2 separate regions of the Mus musculus genome follow, and region 1 is linked to region 2. The links are chromatin contacts, found by Hi-C or POLR2A ChIA-PET in ENCODE. All regions are on one chromosome and are shown on one strand. Each heading gives the region's core, a stretch centred on a gene start or an enhancer-like site at or near the end of the contact. The rest is flanking DNA. Distances are from core to core; before and after follow the strand shown. Region 1 holds the start of R3hdm1 (R3H domain containing 1). Region 2 overlaps Rab3gap1 (RAB3 GTPase activating protein subunit 1).

Evidence for each region. A loop is a pair of places that touch in the nucleus more often than their neighbours do. ChIA-PET counts read pairs that join two places held with the same protein, here RNA polymerase II (POLR2A).
Region 1: a map of adrenal gland shows a loop between it and region 2 (1.8-fold over the local background). The contact joins the promoter of R3hdm1 here to the enhancer-like site in region 2. A Hi-C loop is called at or near these places in 1 of 37 maps with a recorded cell type or tissue (adrenal gland). POLR2A ChIA-PET finds 5 or more read pairs at or near these places in 1 of 5 experiments (Patski).

What each region holds. Positions count from the first base shown.
Region 1 is chr1:128,101,877-128,105,030 of GRCm38, forward strand. It overlaps R3hdm1 (R3H domain containing 1), which reads left to right and starts at 1,430. Exons shown (of 27, transcript NM_181750.2): 1 at 1,430-1,607. Zranb3 (zinc finger, RAN-binding domain containing 3) reads right to left here and starts at 595. Exons shown (of 21, transcript NM_027678.3): 1 at 377-595. It also overlaps the pseudogene Gm29383.
Region 2 is chr1:127,940,219-127,943,296 of GRCm38, forward strand. Rab3gap1 (RAB3 GTPase activating protein subunit 1) reads left to right here. Exons shown (of 24, transcript NM_178690.4): 24 at 2,156-3,078. The coding sequence ends at 2,392. Among named protein-coding and RNA genes, the nearest start is that of Gm28800, 19 kb to the right of the region's middle. Within about 2 kb of position 1,757, at least 1 of the 3 ENCODE cell types and tissues checked has a DNase peak (open chromatin) inside an H3K27ac peak, as active enhancers do.

The DNA.
Region 1 (3,154 bases), core at 180-2,679, 160 kb after region 2:
AAATGATGGAGGAGACTTTTTTTTTTTTAAGATCCTGTTCAAAGGCAACTTCTGACTTCTGGGGACTATTTGTATAAATGGGAGGAATTAGTTCAGAATTTCCAATACCTTCCAGGACATGAACCTATGCTGCTTCACAGACAGTAGCTAAAGGCAAATTAAAGCATCCTCTACAAACTCAAGAGTGAACAGATCTGATAAACACTGGCTCTGCAAGACTAAGTAGCAAAGTAGAAAATTACATTACAGGCTCGAGAATTACACCCATGCCATTTCATATTTCTGGATGGGTTTTTTTAGGGGGAGGGGGCAGTGCGGGGGGGGGGGTTATTTTAGACAAGGTGAATTCTGTAGTCCCAGCTGTTTTAAAACTCACTCTGTAGCCCAGGCTATGAACTCGCGGCGACCTTTCAGCTTCCAGCTGTTACAGGCATCAGCCACCACGCCCGACTGTTACCCACTATTTTCTTATAGCGCAATTAAAGTGCAGTCAATTTCCCATCTCTTGCCCTATACAGTCCGCCAAAATGCAGCACTAGCTTCATAATCTTCAACTCCCGCCAAACTTTTTGCAAGCGTCTTCAACTAAGCGGAAGTGACGTTAAACGGATGACCTAGACTTGGAAGAGTTCAAATACCAGCACTCTAAAACATTGTAATGTGTTGAGAAAATTCCCAACCCTGTTATATTCTCCTTCCTTTAGCGATGCGAAAAGACCTGACTAGAACCTTGCGACTTCATTCTCAACTCCAAATTATTCAAAAATTTCCTCTTACTCATCTAGACAAGGAGGTTACACCGTAACCTCTCAAGAACTACAATTCCCATGAAACACTACCGGAAGCAAAATGAGGAAAACAGGGTCTCAAAGCATCTTGGGAACTGTAGTCGCAGGAGCCAAAGTGCTCAGAAGCCCTGCCTCCACCACTAAGACTGGAGGAACCAGGTGTTCAGCCTGGAACCCGTTACCGCTAAGGGGCGGAGCCACATCCTTAAAGCCTTCCTCTCATCTTCCCACATGAACGACAAAATTGTCCTTTCATCCTTAAAAAGCTCTATAATCATTCCCTGAAGAAAGAGAGTTGTCTACCACATCTCCAGTGATTAAAATCGCCCGGAACTCGCCCACCTCAGGATTCTACTCGTGGGAAAGGTGGCTCTTTCACAAGTGGGCAAAATGGCTGTCCTCCTAGCTTTATCATTGGTTGACTCTTACGTCGTTCAGGGACGACAACTTGCCCGGGATTGGTTCTTTTTCTTTTGTGGGTGGAGATAGACTTAGTCCCGTTCTCCCGCTGTCCCGCAGTGATAATGGGGGTGGAGCGAAAGTGGTTTTCAAACGCTGATTGGATAATTTGTATGTCACTTAATGTTGACCTAGCGTATGAGGTAGGCTGCTTTCCGTCAACGCGACGGAGAGGCGGGGCCAGTGCGTGGTGGGAAGGGGCGGGATTCTGCCGCCGCGGCTGCCGCTGGAGCCGGTGTCCGGGCTGGTGATGGGGTTAATTCCCTTCCGTGAGACTCTACCTTGCAACCAGCCGGCCCCGCCGTCGCCCCGCTGTGCCGCGCTCCCGCCACCTCCTCCTGCTCCTTCTCAGTAACGCGGGTAAGAGATGCTGTCCCCTCCCCCGCGGCGCCCCGGGAATAACGCGCTCGCTCCCCTCCCCCGCCCGCCAACCGGTAGCGCTAACGGAGCGGGAGAGTGAGGCAGCCGGGGAGCTAAGCGCTGAGGAGACGGCGTCCCTCCCCTCTCCTCCGGCCCGCCAGGGGCCGTCGGGTTCTGAGGCGAGCCCTCTAGTCGCCTCCACCGCGCGGTGCCCGCCGCTTCGCTGGGGGCCATGTGCAGCGCCAACCCCTTGAGGCCTAGCGGGGGAGCTGGGGACAGGTTCCCGAGCGTCCCTGCTGCAGCTGCTGCTCTTGCGAGCCCTGGAGATCCGGGGAGGACGGAGGGGAAAAGCAACATAGTCAGGCCAGGCTGGAGCAGGGACCGTTCGCGGAACTGTTCTCCGGGGCCTGGACCAGATGCCCGGGGCTGATACCCCCGCTCCGGGGAATTGTCACACACACCAAAAGGGAAACAGCACGTCGTGCCCGTACTGCCCGTACTGCTAGAAAAAACACAGTGGGGAAATTAGCAAGAAAGTTGAATGACTGTCAGAGCCTTGGTCGTTGATGGACGAACCTACGGGGGACGTTATGATGTAAATCCCCCTCCCCCCTTTCCATCCCTGTATATTAGAAGTTTTTTTTTTTTTCTTCTTGTGGTTATGTACCAGAGATTGTCACTGTTGTCTGAAGTTGCTTTTAAGGAGAAACAAAATTGGGTTTGGCTGTTGTGACTTCTGTGAATTGGGTCCTGAGAGAGCAAGTCCCCTAAACTAGTTAGAGGTGAAGAGGTATCTTCCAAAGCAGTGCTGCTTACTAAATAATAAGGTGCATTTCTGAAGAGGTAAAAATAGAATTTCTAGCATGAATGAATACACACAAACACACATATCCCACTCCTAAGGTTATAGTTTGGCTGGGTCACGTTAAAGAATCTCATACCATACTCCCCTTTATTTTAGATTTTTTCCCTGGACAGGGTCTCTCTGTGTAGCCCTGGCTGTCCTGGTACTCACAATGTAGACCAGGCTGGCCTTGAGCTCACAGAATCCACCTGTCTCTGCCTCCCAAGAGCTGGGATCAAAGGTGTGGCCCCCCATCGCCCAGCTAAAGAAACCTCTTAAATTTAAATGTCATTGATTCCAAGAGCATCGAGTCATAAAAAGATGAAATCAACCTCGAAGCCCCTTCCTTATAATACTTGAATCAGTAGAGTTCATGTAGCTACCCATTTAACTGAAGAAATATCATTCTCTTCAGATTTTATGTCTTTATATTTTAGGGGATTGTCTTATAATTGTATCAGATTTTGATAGTGTGCCCATCTTTTCAAATTCCACTCTGCTTTTTCAGCCTAGGAGAATATGACTTTAGTGGACCCTGTAATCTATAATAGGCATGGCTACAGACCACCCCATTTCTAAGATTTATTTGTTTTAGAGAGAACACTGGTTCTGAATAAACAACCTATGCTTTGACTAATAGACTATTTCTTCTGGGTCACAGAAGTACCTTAGGAATCTGCCATGTTCTCAAAATAATGCAAGT
Region 2 (3,078 bases), core at 507-3,006:
GCTTATACGCTAATGACGGGTAGGAGGCAGCACTGTTCTCCTTTGTCGTCCTCTGATCTGTTCTCACAAGCTCTACCTCTCCGCCATCTAACCCAGAGGCTGACCAGCAGTGTCCTTGTCACTCCTGCTGCTGCGTCTCCTCAGTAGGGAAGACTCAACTCTTTACTAACTTTTGAGAAAATCATGAATTAAGTTTTAAAATCAGAAGTGTCTAGGTCTTTAGTGTTAAGGGTGTTGCTTGTTTGGGGTGATCAGAATTACTCCCCTAAACTGGAACAGTCCCCTCGGTCCTTCCCTGACTACAAAGCTGCTAGAAAAACAAAGATTAGTCATAGTTTCTTCAATCTTGAGCACTTAAGTCTTACACACCAACGGATGTTTCATCACTCGGGCTGCTGTGATCCTCATGGTTTCTACTTCCGGTGTTTATCATATCTAAGAGGCGGACGCTGCCTCTCAGGGGTCCTCCTCAAGACCCTCAGGTTGTGAGTGTATCTCACACAGCACAGCTTCTCAGTCTACCTCAGTAGTCAGCGCTTTCAGAACCCATGTGATGACCAGCACATGGTTGTGTTGTGTTTTAACTCAGCTCTCACTATCTGGCTCAGTGAACTGTTGACTTTATGTAACTTTTCATGGTGAGCAGGTACTCTGTGCCAGTTTTACTAACAAAGGAAGATTTAATTATATTTAAGGCGTAGCTGAATTTTTATAGCACACATTAGCTTCATATTAGAACTTTTCTTCAAAATTATAAACTGTAGGCCCAGTGACACGGCACAGGGGTAAACCCTTGCTGCCAAGTCTTTTGTCAGTTTATTCTCCAGAAGCTACATACCAAATGGTGAGAACCCACTCCTGAAAGCTGTCCTCTGACCTCCATGTGTGTGCTGTGGCATATGCACACATGAGTGCCCCACTCCCACAAGCCCAAAGTGTAAAATATTAGAATTCTGAACTGTAATAAAGTTGACTGAGACCATATAGGTTTGGGTATGTACTTATTTAAATAGAATTCAGCAAAAATAACTGCTTTGTTCCGGTCTTACTAAGTTGAATTATTTCTACACATCTGTCCTTAAATTTATGGTTTGTCAAGCATCTTTTGAAACAGCATCTTGTTTGAAAGAGTGAGGGTTTTCTGTCATTTCCTCATTAAATGACCCTGCACTTCACCTGTTGAGCCGTCAGATGCATGAGCCTGAGCCTCTGCTGGCCATGTGTGGTCTGTGATGTGGTTCTGTGCACCTTCAGTGCCCTTGGATGGAGTCATGCCCACACAGTGCGTGCCATTCCTGATGTGCCCCCGAGTCTGCCCCGGCCCTTAGCTCCCTCGGTCCCTTTCATCACTGTTTCTTTTCTCACCTTTCTCAAGCTGACTGAATCTTCTGATGAGGTAACAACATGGCCTTATGTCCCTCATAGTTCTTTGTCCTTCCCCATCCCTCTAACTTCATAAGGTCATCTTAACTAACCATCTCTAACCGGCTGGATGTGGCATCCCCTCTGGCTGTACAGCTTAACTTGACTTCATGTTTCCATTGCCCAAAGAATTTTCCCAAGCAGTGGAATCATGAAAGAAGGACAGTATTGCGTTCTGAAGGCTCCCATTGGCTGCACTGGTGCAGTTTGAATGTACAAGCAATGCCTTCAGCTTTGAGCACTTTTCCTCTGTGGCTATGGCCATGGGCATCTGTTAGCTTGCTGTCACATTAGATGCCCAGTAGTCAAAGCCAGTGTTCCTGGTTCTAATTTGGCAAGAGAATCTAAAAAAGAACTAGCTGAGAGAGCAGAGATAAAATTGCCTTTCTCGACTTGAAAGTAAGTCTGTCCTGTTAACGTCTAACTCAGATGTGAGTCACTGCCTGCAGAAATGCAGGCACCAGTGCAGCTCTGCCACTGCTGAGGAGCCCCAATGCCCTTGCTTTTCAGAGCAGAGTGCTGGTCACCCACCTCTGCCTGCCTCACTAGTGCCCAAGCTCTTTCCAGCTTTCTGCTTTTCTGTTTTTGTTCTTTTGAGCAATCATAACACACAGTGGATATAATGCATTTCCAAGTGACACAGGTCATTGTGTGTTTCTTGTGTTTATCCATCTGCCCTTGGGTAATGTAGCTTTCGACTGGCTCTTGAATTTGGTGTTCTGTTCTGTTCAAGGCTGCGGCAGTGGCTCTGCCAGAGGAGGAGCTTAAGAAATCAGGCTGCCCAGAGGAGAGAAGACAGACCTTGGTGTCAGACTTCCCACCACCTGCAGGCCGGGAGCTGATCCTGAGGGCCACTGTGCCGCGGCCTGCTCCCTACTCCAAGGCCCTGCCACAGCGTATGTACAGCGTACTCACCAAGGAGGACTTCAGACTCGCGGGTGCCTTTTCCTCAGACACCTCCTTTTTCTAGGGGGAGGAGGAGGAGCGGCAGCTCCTGCCGTGGGCACCTGAGACGCCCTTGTGGAACCAGCAGCAGGAGTCACACCAGCATCCAGAAGCATGTCCAGTACCAAGCTTGAGCCAGATGGATAGATTTGAGGTGTCAGAGACTTCCACCTGGGGGGAGGTGGCCTGTGTTAGGGGAACCTCACATCAGCAGGCCTCTTACCTTGGGGGACAGAGTTTGTTCATTCTCCTGTGACAGTCATCTGTGTAGACACTTAGTAGCTATCCTTACTAGTATTCCATATGCAAGGTAGAGTATCCGTTAACTCACATTCTGGACACTTGCTGGTAGAGCCTTTAGTCCCAGGATCTGTGTTTTTAAACTGCCACGTAGCATTCTGTTTATTCAGTCACCAGATGGATGGTCAGCTTTATTATGCTGTTTCATGAGCATTTGAATATTCTAGGAGAAAGACTAGAATTTCAATTTTTTCCATGCCACTAACCAAATGCATTTCTTCTGATAAATCTGTACATGAAATGTAGCTGCAGATTAGAGCTCTCTCTGTGTGTCTGTCTGTGTGTCTGTCTGTCTGGTAGGATCTCTCGGTCCTCTTGGTTGCACCCCTGCTTTGCACTTTACTTCTCTGCGTTGCTGGTTAGGGATGGTATTTAATGACATCATACGAGCACATGTTGAACACACATCCT